Regions from separate parts of the Mus musculus genome. Here region 2 is linked to region 1. Evidence: chromatin contacts called from ENCODE POLR2A ChIA-PET data. All regions are on one chromosome and are shown on one strand. Each heading gives the region's core, a stretch centred on a gene start or an enhancer-like site at or near the end of the contact. The rest is flanking DNA. Distances are from core to core; before and after follow the strand shown.

Region 1 (7,806 bases), core at 3,637-6,136:
TTGGCTAATGACAGGCGAGGGAGGGAAGACACTGTAGATTATTATTTGGGTAGCTCGGTTGTGCAGGACTCAGGGAGACAAGTAACCAGATGCAGACTCAGGGCTGAAGGCAATGGCCCTTTGATTTTCAGTCAAGAATTATTCTTTGGTCACAGGACTGGGAGAAATCAAATTGGTGCTGACTGGAAGCTCCTTCTCCCTGATAGCCAGCTCTCAAAATGTTGGAAGGCACTATGTAAGCTGCTGGAGGGTACTGGGCGGTTACCGACAGTCCTACCCAGGTGTAAGTACTGTGGATTCCCACAGCTGTTGGCTGGGCAATGGTGGCACTAATATCGTGAAGGTAACCGAGAGCTGTGAGATTGGACTGAAGGTCCACCCTGTATGGGGGAACTCGGATCTCATGCCTCAAAACTAGCCAAGAACTGGGGAGCTCATAGACCCTAGGGGAGAACCTATGACTACTATTTTGCTAAAGGGATATAAATATAAACCATCTTCTAACTATTTCTCCTTACACCCATAGATAAGTACACACCTTGACTCTCATCAAAAAGCTTCTTTTTGCGGCACACAGAGGCTACTCCAGAAAACCACAACTTACCAAAGCATAGAAAGCACCCATCTGCAAATGGGACACGACATCTATACCCAAGGGTTTCAGGAGAGGGGGTGAATACAGGAAGAGCCAGAGGACCGGGAGGACTGTCGTAAGATAGTATATCTGTACATGAACTATCAGCAGTATGGTTACCTGCATGTGACCACATGTGGAGCAGGAAGCTAATTGCTTATATCTTGAACTGCAAGCATGAAGCAGAGTGAGAGAGAAAAAAAACTGGAAAAGGACGTGAGTTTTAAAGCCTGTCTCCAGTGACACACTTCCTCCAACAAGACCACATCACCAAAACCTCCCCAAACAGCACCACCAACTGGACACCAAATATTCAAATATATGAGCCCACAGGGGACATTTTCATATAAGCCACCACATTTGTCCAAAAGGTCAACTCAACACCCACGTATACACAGACAACCTTACAGCATAAATACATACATACACACACACACACACACACACACACACACACGGGAAGGGGTGGATATGACATAAATATATTGTAGTTATGTATGAAATTCTAAAAGTTGAACAATTACATTGTCATTGTTTGTTCTTGCTTTGCCTTGTGAGATCTGAAGCTGTTAGAAGGGCTGTCCAGATGGAGGGGCTGTTGAATGGGCTGCACAGGGGCCAGCTAGCAGAACCTCATTGCCATGGAGTGGGGTGAAAGAGAATCTGAAGGCTGCCACAGACCTGTGCCAGTGGAGTACGGAACTGTGACTGCAGACAGACAAATAGTACCGTAGGCACAGTCAGCGCCAGGAATTTTCATGGCAGAGTTGTGATTCTTTCTCACAGGAGCTTACTATGTAGACCAGGCTAGCCTCGAACTCATTGAGCTTTGATTCTTGAAAGAATGAAGGAACAGGTGGTGAGGGGAAATGGCTCTTCAGGTTGAATGTTGATGAATTAAAGAAGAAAAAATGTAAGCCAGGTGGTGCACATCTACTCCCAGCCCTCGGGAGGCAGAGGCAGGTGTATCTCTGAGTTTGAGGCCAGCCTGGTCTACAGATCGAGTTCCAGGACATCTAGGGTGACACACAGAATCCCTATCTCAGGGGTGGGGGGAGTGGAATGCAAAACAGAGCTGTTTGTGTTTTCTGGGGATCGAACAATTTGTATGCAGACTTTGTTTCTGCTTCGAGAGGTTGCAGAATACAGCGGGTGGTTGCTGACAGCATGGCTTCACCTGAATGTTACTCTGCTTTACATCCTCAGTGTAGAGGCAATAACATTAACTGCTCCATCCAGTCTGTGTGAGAATTAAACAGGCTCAGAGATGTAAAGGGCTTAGGGTAGCGGCTGGCATGAAGTAGGTATTCGGTTAGTACCATCAGGTCAAAGATGACCATGAAGAAACAGACTGGGAGCATAGTGAGGCAGCCCTTTAATCCTAGCAGTTGGGAGCAGCTGGGAGATGGGTTGCTGTTAGTATAAGGTCAGCCTGGTCGACATAGTGAGTTCTAGGACAGCCAGAGCTTCATAGTGAGACCCTGTCTCAAAAGCAAAACAAACAAACCCCTCAAAAGAAAGAAATAAACAGAAGGAGTAAGGAAAGTCCCTCAGCATCAGAAACTGCCACATGAATGGAACAAATAGAAAACAAGAAGTCAGTCTCAGATTAGATAGATCTGCAAAATCCAGGGGGTAAAATGAGTCTCTCCTAGCCGCAGTTAACTGATAATATCTCACATCTATTTTCAACCTCTACAGAACACCTACCCCATCCAAGGTTGTCCATTTACAAAACAAAAGCACAGAGTGCTTTTTCTCTCTTCTCTTCCCATTCCCCTCCAAGGTGACTAGGCAGAAACCAGGGCTTTCCCTCCTCTTGGCAACCCACTGCACCCCCCGCCCCCCAGCACGCTAACTTGAACAGCTCCAGTTTCGGTTTATCTGGCTGTGGAGCCCCTGGGGCTCTCCAGGCTGCAGGTTGTAACCTGCAGCTAGCTGTCTTTCCTCTCTCACCTGTCGCTGGGTGGTGACTTACAGGCCTTAAGAATCTTCTGCATCTTCACTGAGGATCAAGAGACCTTGAGTCCAAAGGGAGACTAACCACAATTCCTCAGGGCCTTTGTCCTGAATTTCCATGTAAATAAAATTTCCTGTTGAAACTTCTTAACCTTCTTTTTTCTTATCTCACTGCCCCAGTTTAAAAAGCTAGAGTGGGGCTGGGCATTGAAGCTCACATCTGTAGTCCCAGTAGTTGGGAGGCTGAGGTAGGAGCTTGGAGCCTAGACTCGTCTCAATTTATGGCAATCTTCCTGCTTCGGTTTGCTGAGTGCTGGGATTATAGTATGTCCAGTGCTATTCCTGTTTGATTTAGTGTTACTAACATATAGTAAGGGTCATTAATGCACCCCAAATCTGACTTTTGTGTTGGCTAAACAGAACATGTTTGTAGGATAGACTTGGTGCACAAACCACCAACCAGCAGTCTCTGTGAGGCTGATAAACAGTATTTACACTTTGGTTTCATTGACTCACACGATAAATGTCACTGCAGGTTGGGTGACACAGGGTCTCCACTTTACACATTAAAAAAGATGAAATTTGAGTGGCCAAATAAGTTGACCGTGACCACAGGTTGGCAAATGAGTGGGATTTGAGTTAAGTTTGTTTCCATAACCCAAGGTTATGACTCAGAGGATGCAGAGGCTGTGGTCAAGGTTGAATGCATCCATTTATCCTGAAGGATAAGTCAGTAAAGAAACAAGAGGGGGACAAGGCAGTCAGAGAAAATCATCAAAATCAAGGATCAAACCCAGAGGTCTTAAAAAGGAGAGGAAGAGGTTTTCAGATGAAGGGTCAGTTCTTGGACACCGTAGTCTCAATACAGATTGCTAGAGTTTAAGAGTCCTGCAGAATCGAGGTGAGGCGAGGTGCAAACCTTTAGCTCCAGCACTTAGAAGGCAGAAGCAGATGGATCTCTGAAGTGGAGACCAGTCTGTCTACTGAGTGAGTTTACAGACCAGCTAGGGCTAGATACAGAGGCAGGCGAGAGAGGCCTCAGGTCTGTTATTCCAGCTACTTGAGAGGGTGAGACAGGAAGATTGCAAGTAAAAAGCTAATTTGAGCAACTCATGTGGACCTCTATCAAAACCCAAAGCACAGGGGCTGGAGAGCTGGCTCACTGGGCTCTATTCTCTGCCCCTATGTGGTGGCTCGCAACTCTCTGTAATTCTAGGTCCAGGGGATCGGATGCCCTCTTCTGAATTCAGCACAGGCATACAGATATACATTCAGGCAAACATCCATAAACATAAAAAAAGAAGAGAAAAAGAAGTAAAAAAACAAAACAAAACAAACCCCAAAAACCCCACCCATCCAATGAAAAACTATAACAAAACTCCAAACAGGGCCATTGAGATGGTTCAGTGGGTAAATGTTCTGGCTTGCTAGCCAGATAACTGAATTCCATCCCTAGGACCCACAGGGTAGATAGAAGGAGAGAACTGACTCTTGAAAGTTGTCTTTTGACACATGCTCCCACATGTGTACACACACACACACATCCAATAAATAAATAAATAAATAACAAGTACATTACACAGAAGGGGAAAGGCCCAGCACCAACAAGGCAGTGTATGTATTTTCCCAGCTCACTAGCCCATTCCTATTCTTAGAAGTGCCTTTTCTTTCTTTCTTTTTCTTTTTTCTTTTTTTGAGACAGGGTTTCTCTTTATATTCCTGGCTATACTGGATCTCATGCTATAGACCAGACTGGCCTCAAACTCAACAGCGATCAGCCTATTTTTGCTTCCCAAGTGCTGGGGTTAAAGGCCTGTGACACCATGGCCAGTTGGCTTTCTCTTTCTTAATAAACTATCTCTACTTTTATTATCTCAAAAAATAATAAAAGGAAGGCTGGGAATATAACTCAAGGATAGAGCGCTTGCCTACCATTCATAAAGTGCTAATTTTAATGTCCAGAAAACTCTCCACACGCACACAAAAGAGAAGTTAGGTGTTGCGGGATGGACAGGGAAAATCCTGCAACAGATAGGAAGGAAGGAAGAGAGAGGAAGAAGTAAAGAAAGAGAAGGAAAAGAAAGGAGAGGGAGGTACAGGAACAGCGGCACAATTGTAAAACGGCGACAGATGACTACAAGTTCCAGAGAGCGGCGCGCGAATTTTCCCGCCAGCGCCTCGGCCTGACTTGTGGGAACTACACATCCCAGCATGCCCCGGGACGCACCGGTCCTCGCCCCTCGTCGGTCCCGCCCCCTTTTCCCCCACAGCCCCCGCCCGCCGGGTTGGCCTCGGAGAGTTTGTCCGGTGGCCGAGGTAGACGGAGGTGCAGTGAGAACCCCGGCGGTAGCACGATGGGAGACTCCAAAGTGAAAGTGGCGGTACGGGTCCGGCCAATGAACCGACGAGGTGAGCGCTTGTCCCGGGCCGGGGGCGACAGGTGCCTGTGGTGGTAGAGCTTCGGCGTCCCGGGGGTCTCGGCGGGCTCCCTTCAGCGCGCGTGCGCCCTCGACGGCGCGGTCGGGCCCTCAGCCCTCCGCCCCGCCAGCTGTCACCGAGCTCTCCAGGCCTGGGGCAGCTCCGGCCTCGCAGTCCTCCTGTGTACGCAGCTCTTAGGGCGGACAGCCCTACTTTTCGATTTTCCACGTTCTCCCTTGAACCTGCACCTTGTGGCTGTTTGCAGAAAAGGAAGGACATGCATGCCTTCTTAGTTCTTTTCTGGTTTATGACTGTCGAGAGGTTTCCTTTTTTTCCTTTTGCTTGAAGTGATAGTCATCATCTCAACAATAAATAGTCTCAGTGCCAAGATTCTTGGGAAATTGTATCTTTCAGACATGCTCTGAAGTCTGTAGGGAGGGTAGAGAAAGTAGATAAACCCAGGACACGTAAATCATCTATCCAAGTTGGAAAGACTGAAGCCCAACTTGAATCCGGGGAGTAGCTGCTTTTTGCCTCTGTAGCTTCACCAGAGGGTGACTGGGCAGGGTACTTAAAATGAGGTGATGTGTTTGAAAACACTTTCTAGACAAGTCTTGTTATTGAGGTTGCTGCCGCGCTCCCGGGAGATGGAATTGCTGCTAATTGATTTAGACTACTGACTAGCTAGAGCCATTATTAAGTGCAGGAGTCATTTTCCAAGGTTTCTAGTTTGTTTTACTGTGTTTAAAGTCTAGTGTGTAGGAAATAGTTTTTCTGTCTCCTTGCCCTTTTGTGTATGTATTGAGGTAAGTAGGTGTAAAAGTTAACAAAGATTTCTCTGGTTGGTTGTTCCTTGGGAACTTGGTGTCTCTGTTTTCTTGTCGTTGGTTTGCCTACTTGAACCTGCTGAAGTCTATGAGGCAAGCTTTTCCCCTGAAGACGGAACTTTTTAAGCTCTCAGCTCATTGCCTCCTAACATCCAGGTTCTCACAAAACAGAGTGAGTAGCTTAGAAGTCTGAAAGTTTTCAGTTCTCCCATTTTTTGAGTATCCAGACATCTTTATTTTAGATCACTTCACCTCATTGTGATCATTACTGCGATTAAAAAAAAACTAAAGAAAAAAAGAAAACAGCCAAATGAAATCCGACATATCTGGGAATGATTCGGAAAGGAAGGGTTCAGCACATTCTTAAAATTTCCTTTTTGCAAAACCCTTGGAAATGTCAGTGCTGAAGGAGGCCTCTAACCAGCCACCACAGCAGGGTTTGGCACAGATAGTTAGAGCCGGACTCTTCCTTGTTTTCTCTTACTGGGAGGAAGCTACTGTCTTTAATTTGCTATGCTTGTAATTCTGACAGTGGCTGTTACTAATGCTCAGAGTTTTGAGATATTCGTTGAATGATTTCTAGCTGTTCCTTGTATTCCTTCCTTTCTCTTTCTTTCCTATTTTTGAGACTGGGTCTCTGTACATAGCCCTGGAACTCATTATGTAGACCAAGCTGGCCTCAGATTCATAGAAATATGCCTGCCTCTGCCCAGATCTTTGGTGCTGGGATTAAAGGCATTCGCCACAACACCTGACCCTTCTTTTCTTTTTAAAACTTAGGTGCTAAGGATCTGAACTCTGGTCCTCACTTGGTTTTCATCCATTAAACCATCTGAGTTCAACCAACCACCCAGGCATCTCCCCAGTCCTATTTTTTTTTTTTTTTTCATTTATTTAGAGGCAGTCTCTGTGTAGACCAGGGTGGCCTGGGACTTGCAGTCATCTTCCTCCCTCAGCCTCCTGAGTGCATTGCAGGGGTGCACCAACCACTCCTGGCTGAACTCACTTTAAAATGAATGTTTACAGTTTGGCCCCATTGTCCAGTGGCAGCTGCCCCGTAGTCTCTTTGCTTACTCTGTCTTCTGTTTCTAGTGCTCATCATAGATAATTTCTTCATCTACAGGTTATTATGCAATATAATAGAGAGGAATCTTAAAGCTTGTTATTTCTGAGTTGGCATCTTGAATTCCTATGAAAAGGGAGTAACAAAATTGAGCTCCTTTTTGCTGAGTTTGAAAAGAATTCTATTTAAGCATTGCTTCTGGGGAATGTAGTGTTTTAAGGGATAGCATGTGGCTGTCAAGTAGTTGGGTCTAGTCCTGAGTGCTCCTGACTCAGTGTGTATGTGCGGGAAGTGTCCTGAGGATTGACATGGAGACAGGCTGAGACTGGGTCACTGGGTTGTATTTCTGATCATAGACTCTGTTGTTTGAGTGACATTTGTGTCTTTTGAGGGAAGTCCAAAGGTTTCCAGAACTCTTCAGGGTAGGGTTCGATTCTTGTGTGACTCAGTGGCTGGTTGTGCTTAAGGGGGTTCAGTTTTTCTGCTTAACTGTCTGTGGGGTTGGGAAAATTAATTGAATATTAATTGGTAGTTCCTAATTTAATGATAACTAGAGTTGTAGTGGTTAATTTGTCAAGATAAAGAAAGGAAGTGTGTGTGTGTCTATGTGTTTGTGTGTCGTCTGTCTCTCTGTCGATGTCTGTAATCTTAAAACTTGGTGGAGGCAGAAGGATCTCTGAGGTGAGTCTGGGCTGTGTACATAGTAAAGTTGCTTTTTTAAAAAATTAAAAAATTCTCTACATCCTTGTCTGCTAACCAACTAACCTTCCTTCCTCCCGGCTTCTATTTTCTACCTTTTTTTACCTTTGGTGATGCTGGGGTCTTAACCAGGGCCTTGCATACACTAATGTTTTCATTCTGATGTTATGCTCACATGTGTGTGTAATCTTACATGGCCTTAATAT
Region 2 (7,806 bases), core at 2,858-5,357, 36 kb after region 1:
ATAAATAAATCTTTGGGCCGGAGTGAGCAGGGCTGGAGCAAGCAGAGGTCCTGAGTTTAATTCTCAGCAACGACATGATGGTTCACAACCATCTGTACAGCTACAGTGTACTCATTTACATAAAATAAATAAACAAATTAAAAAAAAGAATTTTGTTATGGAAAACTTGAAAGATAATGTAAAACCATTATCCATGGCTTACAATGTCCTACCATCTCTTCCTCTCTTTCTTCATTCATATATTGTTTTGAGGAAAATTCCATTTACTCAGCAACATTTGGATGCTGTTAAACATAATCATAATACTGTAAATTTGCCTTAAAGTTAGTTAGTTAATGACGGCGAGTTCACTAACCTGCTAGTCTGGAATCAGAACTGCTCCAACAATCCCAGCACTTTGTGAGTATGGACGTGATGCCCCAGATAGTGTTCACCTGACTGCATATGGCAGGTGGCAGTCAGGTCATACAATGCAGGTACACTTACAGTCCCATGTGGTTTGTGGTTTGTGAGTAAGTTGGGTATGAGCTGCAGATGAGCTGCATGTTTGGACCCGAGTCTGCCCCCACAATGCCTGCTAGTTACCGTTGTTCTGCCTGGACTTATTCTCAAGGCCCCTGTTTGATGTTGCCTTTGAAACAGTGGTTTGAAGGTCGGTCTGGAGTCTTGGGAGTTTCCTTCCAATCCTTGATGATGTGAAGATCCAATGCGGCCTCTTACCTACTTAGTATACCAGTGGACTTTCCCAGGAGTGGACTTCCATTGTTCACTAGGCATGTTCTTGGGGGGACAGTGTCACTGTTGCAATCTTTTAGGTGTCCACAGCACACAGCTTTGTTCTGCAGTCCTTTTGACCATCTCTGAGCTGTGTGTGTGACACTGATGATGTTTTACTGCTTCCCAGGTACCTACAGTTAGGATTGTAGTTTCTGGATCCCGTACCCGATTTCCTGTATGCAAAACACTGCTTATGCCATATAGACTAGATGGGGCATGTGGGGTACTATGTATGGACTGGACCCTCCTGGAAGAGTGCTTGGTTTAGCCTACAGCTTGAATATTTAAAAATTAGGACACTTCATGTATAAACTCAAATTTGTTATATGTTTAAACAGCCTTTGACCAGGCCTTCACCTCCTCAGGCCCAATTTGTTATTCTCAAAGCTCTTATATGCCTCTCCCTTTTTGGCTAGCAGTGTAGATTCATTTTTAAAATATTTATTTTTATTTTATGTGTTTTGTCTGCATTCATGTCTATGAACCATGTGTGAATAGTGTGGCCTTAGAAGCCAGAAGATGCATCAGCTCCCTTGGAACTGAAGTTACAGACAATCATGAGCCACCATATGGGTTCTGGAAACTGAACCCTGGTCCTCTCTAGGAGCAGCAAATGTTTGTAACTGCTGAACCATCTCTCCAATCTCAATTCAAATCTATTCTATTCTACTGTTTCCCCCTCCCCCACTTTTTATTTCTCCTTATTTTTGGTTTGGTTTGTTTGTTTGAGGCAGGATCTCACTATGTAGTCCTTGCTGGCTTGGAACTCGGTATATAGATCAGGCTAGTCTTGAATTCACAAAGGTCTGCCTGCTTCTGACTCTGCCTCTACCTCTTAATATACTGGCATTAAAGGTGTGTATCACTATGACAAACCCAGCAGTACAGATTCTTTCCGGCTTCTGTGACAAAGATTATTCTTCCTCACTTTTGCCTTGGGCTTTGAGATTCATTAGCCCCACCCTCATTTTTTCTTATTTTATTTTATTTTATTTTTTTTGTGGTAAATACACAGAATTACAGAATCTTAGCACTTAAGAGCTGAGGCTGGAGGAAACTGAGGATTTCAAGGTGAGGATGGTGATGCAAAGAGTTTGAGGCCTGACTGGGATATATTGTGAGACCCCTCCTCCCAAAAAAGTACCATACTTTTCTTTATAACTAATACTTTAAAAAATATATATATTTATTATTATATCTAAGTACAGTGTAGCTGTCTTCAGATGCACCAGGAGAGGGCATCAGATCTCATTGTGGATGGTTGGGAGCCACCATGTGGTTGCTGGAATTTGAACTTCAGACCTTAGGAAGAGCAATCAGTGCTCTTAACTGCTAAGCCATCTCTCCAGCCCCCAACTAATATTATTTAAAAGGGCATTTCTATGTTGCTGGAGAACTAGGTTGCTGCAGAATCTTATTCAATCTGTGATACTTCATTTATTTATTTTACTAATTCAGTGTGTGTTTGCTGACCAAAGGCTAATCCTAAGTATCTATGATGCTGTTGACTCTGTGTGTGTTTGTGTGTGTGTGTGTGTGTGTGAGAGAGAGAGAGAGAGAGAGAGAGAAAGAGAGAGAGAGAGAGAGAGAGAACAGGGCTCTTATGGCTTGAACTCACTGAGTAGGCTAGACTGGCTGGCCAGTGAGCAGCACAGATCCACCTGTCTGCCTCCCTAGTTCCCTAGTTCCCTAGTGTGGGATTCCAAATAGATGCCACCTCCTCCAGGTGTTTTATGTGGGTTCTGGGCATCAAACTGAGGTTCTCATGTTTGCAAGGCTTGCATTTACTTAATGAGCCCTATCTCCAGCCTCAAACTATGATATTTCTGAAGGTCCTGGCAGTGTTCACCAAAGCGTGTTGAATGAGCAGTTCTGGGCATTTACTGCAGTGTCTTGGGGCAGTGGGCAAAGATTCCCTGCTCTTGAGCCTTCTGACTCTTGCTTACAGAGAGGTGTATGGGGTCAGAAAAACTTGAAAGGGGATTTTGGTGTGATTGTAGATTTTTAAAAAGGGGAGTTAGAATGAGATTCACATGCTGCAGAGTAAGGGAGTCATGTGGGTTATATGAAGTCCTTCTTTCTTTCAGTTTTATAAAGAAGACAGCAATGGGAGAAACTGAGCATACCCCAGTCCTGGAAAACCAATATTCTGCTGTTGTCAAGATGGACTGATGTGATTATATATGTATCAAAAAGAGTTATTTAACAAAAACTTAAAAGCATTCCTAAATTAAAAGACAGATCACTGTAAAATTTTGAATGCCATCAGAATATGATCACTGTGTACATGTTTGATACTATTTATGATAGCCATTATACTTTCTTTTTAAAAACAATTACTTTATGTGAGTACACTGTAGCTGTCTTCAGACACACCAGAAGAGGGCATCGGATCCCATTACAGATGGTTGTGAACCACACTATGTGATTGTTGGGATTTGAACTCAGGACCTCTGGAAGAGCAGTCAGTGCTTTTAACCACTGAGCCACCTCTCCAGCCCTAAGTCTAATTTCTTTAATTTCAACTTTTTATTTCATGTGTATGAATGTTTTGCCTGCATATGCGTTACTGTACCATGTGTATACCTGGTGCCCCTGGAGGGCAGTGAGGGCATTTGGAGCCTCTGGAACTGGCGTTACAGATAGTTGTGAGAGAGCCACCATGTGGTGCTGCTGGCAGCTAAACCCAGGGCCTCTGCCGGAGTGGGAGCGGGAGCAAACAGCCAGTGTTCTTAACTGCTCAACCAATTTTACAGTTCCATCCTTTTGTTTGTTTTGATTTTTTTTTTTTTTTTCCTAAGACAGGGTTTCTCTGTGTAGCCCTGGCTGTCCTGGAATTTGCTCTGTAGACCAGGCTGGCCTCCAGCTCTGCTGTTCATATGCCTCTGTTCCCAAGTGCTGGGGTTAAAGAATGTGTCACCACTGACTGGTTCTAATTTTATGTTTTTTAAGAGCAGATTTTATTTTACTTTTGTGGTGCTGGGTCTATCACTAAGCTATTCTCAGCCTTCAGTGTCGTCTAGGAAAACCCTTCTGGCTGAAAATCCCCACTCTGAGTACAAGATGTATAGTGGCTGAGCCTGTGTGCATTCTTCATCCATTTTTGTCTAGTAGGGTACTGGGCCAGATATACTTCAGTGCTGAATAGGACTTTGGGCCTTGCCATTTCCAGAAGCCTCACATGCATCTTCAGACTCACTTGTATCAGACACCTTGCTGCTGCTTCAGATCCTCGGTCTTACTCTCCTCGGAGCCTTTGATCACCTTTCAGCCCTGGCTGCTGCCAACTCAGCCTGAACTCTATCCAGACTCACTGAGAAACAGTCACACACTTTCTTGTGCCCCCTTCCCCCTCCTCCTGCTATGCTCAGCTTGCAGAAGATTCAGTTTGAGGTAGCCTGTCTGTGTGCCAGGTCTTCTGCTCATGCCTCACGGGCCGTTGGTTTAGCTTCCTGTTTACCCTTGGCCTCCTAGGACTTGGTACTGATCATTACAGAGAACAAACTTTATAGGAAGAGGTTGGGCCTATTCTTCCTAGAGTGGCTTAACCCCCAAAGCACTGGAAAGACAAGGATTGAGGCAGTGCTGCTAGAGTTTAGTAGCTTTTAGCTACTCTTAGCTCTTAGCTGTGGGATGGGAAGAGACAGTGTTGATTGATAAAGAGTAGAGCTTAGACTCTGGGGCTTGCTACCATCTGAGTAAATCTGGAAGCTCATATTACCTCCTGGAGCAGCTTCAGCTGCTTTCTCTGTGAGGTGGAGGTGGTGGCTCTATGCAACACACGGACACTGCAGTGGGCATGGCCAGCTCTTCATGTAAGCACCTGGCTCATGATAATACTTAGTAAATGATAATTGGTATTGTATCCTGGTAGACTTATTTTTAATAATTTGTTAGACTGTGTTGTATTTTAAGAGACATGCTTTTTTGAACATGGTGTGTGCTAGGCAGTGAATAAGAATTTGTTGATTGGGTTGAACATATAGTAGCTACATCAGGTTTCTTTTTACTGACAGTATCACAAATGAGTTATATGTGTGTATTAATCTCCAGATGGCAGGATTGTGGGATTTCTCTGAAGAGCATCAACTGGCATAATGTTGCTCAGAATTGGTTACAGTTGCACAAAGAACTGTCATTCTCAAACTAGAAGGACTCTAGTCCTGATTAGAGGGCTTAGGAGCTGTCAGGAGTCTAATAGATAGGCAGTTCACAGTCCTTGGAAATGTAAGTGATGAATAAAGAATGTAAGTGTTGGATCTTCCATTGATGACAAGCAGCATTTATTTTATAGCTATTATTACTAGTTTTGTTTTTTTGAGACAGGGAATTCCTTAAGACTCCTGCTGCCTTAGCACCCTGAGTGCTAGGACAATAGGTACGTGTCTCCACTCATGTCCTGGGCTATTGATTGGCACCTAACTTTTTTGATCTTGGCAAGGTGCCTGGTAAGGGAAAGGTGAATATGCATCAATAGCTAAGAGTATTGTTTTCACTAATGTACTCAGTGACCCGTTTATTGTGTTTTAGGAGCATTGACCTGAAGAAGACAGTGGTTTTAGGCTTCATGGAGCTTGCTATTGCTAGCACAGTAGGATGTTTTAGACTCATCTAAGCCATGTGAACATTTATAGTGAAATATAGTAGCTTTCTATGACTAGACTTAGGCATAAGGGCATGTCTCCCTCCCAACCACTCCACCAGGAGCTAAGGTACAATATAACCTTGCTGAGTCCTGCACCATGCTTAGTAGCAGACCGCCACAGCATTAGTCATTCAGTGCTGTTGCTAGGGGCCAGTGAGGTCACATCTCTCAGACAAGTACCTGGCTGGAAAGTTTCTCTGGAGACACATGTAGCAGGTATTCTGACCAGATCAGAGTTCAGGTAGGGCCCTACTCAAGAGCACTCCCAAGGGAGCAGGATAGGAGGCTGGTTTCTCCTTGTGAGTTGCTCTCCCAGGAAAGATGTATCTCCATCCGGTTTTGGTTGATCTATGTTTAATGCTGTACATTTTTTCAGTGAAAAATTATTTTTAGTATTTGCTATAACCCTTTTAATGTTGATCAGAAAAATAAATAACTGGGGGTATGCAAAAACTGCTTCCAGAGCAGAAATCAACTCTGGTTTTTTTTTTTTTTTTTTTTTTGGCAGGAACCCTTTTGGCTGATAAAGCCTGTAAACCCCTCCTCGAGATGCATAGGATTATAAAGGAGGCCAGATTTGTGCTGGGGTATAATTATCAGAAATGGCTTTAGAAATGTGCAATAGTAGTAATTTGCACTTACTAACTTACTACTGTGCTAACCAGCCAGATCAAGTGTTGGGAATAATCACTTAGACTTTGAAATTGTGTTGGGTGTATATGATATTTAAAGATATTTGCAACAGGGCTGAGAGATGTTTCAGTTGTTGAAAGCACAGGGCCTGAGTTCAGTTCCTATTACCTATTCATGTCAGGCAGATTCACAACCCTTGTAACTCCAGCTCTTGGGCATCGGATGACCTTTTCTGCTTCTCCAGGCACTGTATATAAAAGTGCATTTTCATATGTGCACCCCCCTCAAACAAACAAACATTTGCAACAATTAGAATGTGATAGGAAAGCAGGTGGGTTTGTTGGTGGTAAGAGTCACAGGCTGTGCTTAAACTACATCAGTAATTGAGGGCTGCATCCGTTTCTATGAGAAGGTCTTGAGAAGTGGCAGTGTAACTCTGCTCATCTGGGTTCACAGAGCATCTCCTTCAGTTTCTGTGCTAAAGAATCCCTGCTCTAGAGTGGGCCTCCTTGGTTGGTATTTTAGATCACAAGTCAGCCATTATCTCTGGGTTGTTCAAATGGCTGACTGTGTTCCTATTACTTTATATGCGATGAGGGTGCTGTGCTTAGGGTTCAGAGGCCAAGGCCTTTAGGATATAGAGGACAGCATGACCTTGGGGTAGAAGGAGAGAAGCTCGAGAATGAACCCCATGTGAGTAATACAAAGTCAGAAGCCTGGTTGGCTATGAGCATTTCCCATGTATTGACCTTTCTAATCTCCATTATTATTTATCTTTTGTAGATGAGAAACAGGCACGGAAAGATTAAGTAACTTGCCCAAAGTAAAAACTAGATCTGTCCTGCTCTGTGATTCCAGACTACTCACTCAGCACAAGAGCACCCTAATGACACCGTGAGGACAGTTAGTGTGTAACTGTAGATGGGACAGTGGGTCAGAGGCTGCTAACACGATACTGGCCAAAGATGGAAAGGCTCTCTGAATGCCAAGCTTTAAGAATAGGTGAAGGATTTTCCAGCCCAGAAATCTATACATCTCAGTTTTCAACTTAGACAAAATTCATGTAATAAATAAAGTCTGATGTTTCTGAGTAGATTTTTTTTTTCTAGCAGTTTCTGTTCTCTTTGTGCCTGTTATCATCTGTTTCTGTTATGACTTCCTCCCTGGCCAAAGAATGCTTTTTGGGGGTAGGATTTTATTATTCTTTCCAACTAGTGTTTGTGCTTACACCACCATTGTCACCTGATTGGATAGGGACTGGTGCATTTCCTAAATGTGCAGTCTGGTGACTCTGTCACGGCCATCTGATGCTTGTACAACATGAAGCAAAGGAGCCTTTTGAGATCTGGTTTATTTTCTGGCCTTGTGTATGAGAATGCATGCCAGTGTAAGATGGGAGAGGCTGTGTGAGGTCAGGGGTGCACTAATATGCAGACAGCATCCCAGCTACATTGCATTGACTCCACTCCTCACTCCTCACTCCCATGTAAATGCAGCATGCCCTGACTTCCCTGTCTAGGAAAAGAGGCTCCTGGCCACACAGTGAACTGATAGTGAATGACAGATCAGATTACTGTGGCCAATTCTAGCTAGACATTTTGGGGAGTGTTTCCCAACCTCCTGCCACAGTTGTGGAATGTGACAGATGAGAGTCTAAGCCGAGTGGATGGGTATAAGAGTAACCTGAACTTTGGGCACTTCTGTAGGTACATGATCGAGTCTGAAGATTTTCACACCATATGCTTACAGGA

What was found. ChIA-PET counts read pairs that join two places held with the same protein, here RNA polymerase II (POLR2A).
Region 2: POLR2A ChIA-PET joins it to region 1 with 20 read pairs in Patski. The contact joins the enhancer-like site here to the promoter of Kif13b in region 1. POLR2A ChIA-PET finds 5 or more read pairs at or near these places in 2 of 5 experiments (Patski and embryonic stem cell).

The regions. Positions count from the first base shown.
Region 1 is chr14:64,647,655-64,655,460 of GRCm38, forward strand. Kif13b (kinesin family member 13B) reads left to right here and starts at 4,887. Exons shown (of 40, transcript NM_001081177.2): 1 at 4,887-5,002. The coding sequence starts at 4,948.
Region 2 is chr14:64,684,764-64,692,569 of GRCm38, forward strand. The region is part of intron 2 of Kif13b (kinesin family member 13B); the gene reads left to right. Among named protein-coding and RNA genes, the nearest start is that of Kif13b, 36 kb to the left of the region's middle. Within about 2 kb of position 4,108, at least 2 of the 3 ENCODE cell types and tissues checked have a DNase peak (open chromatin) inside an H3K27ac peak, as active enhancers do.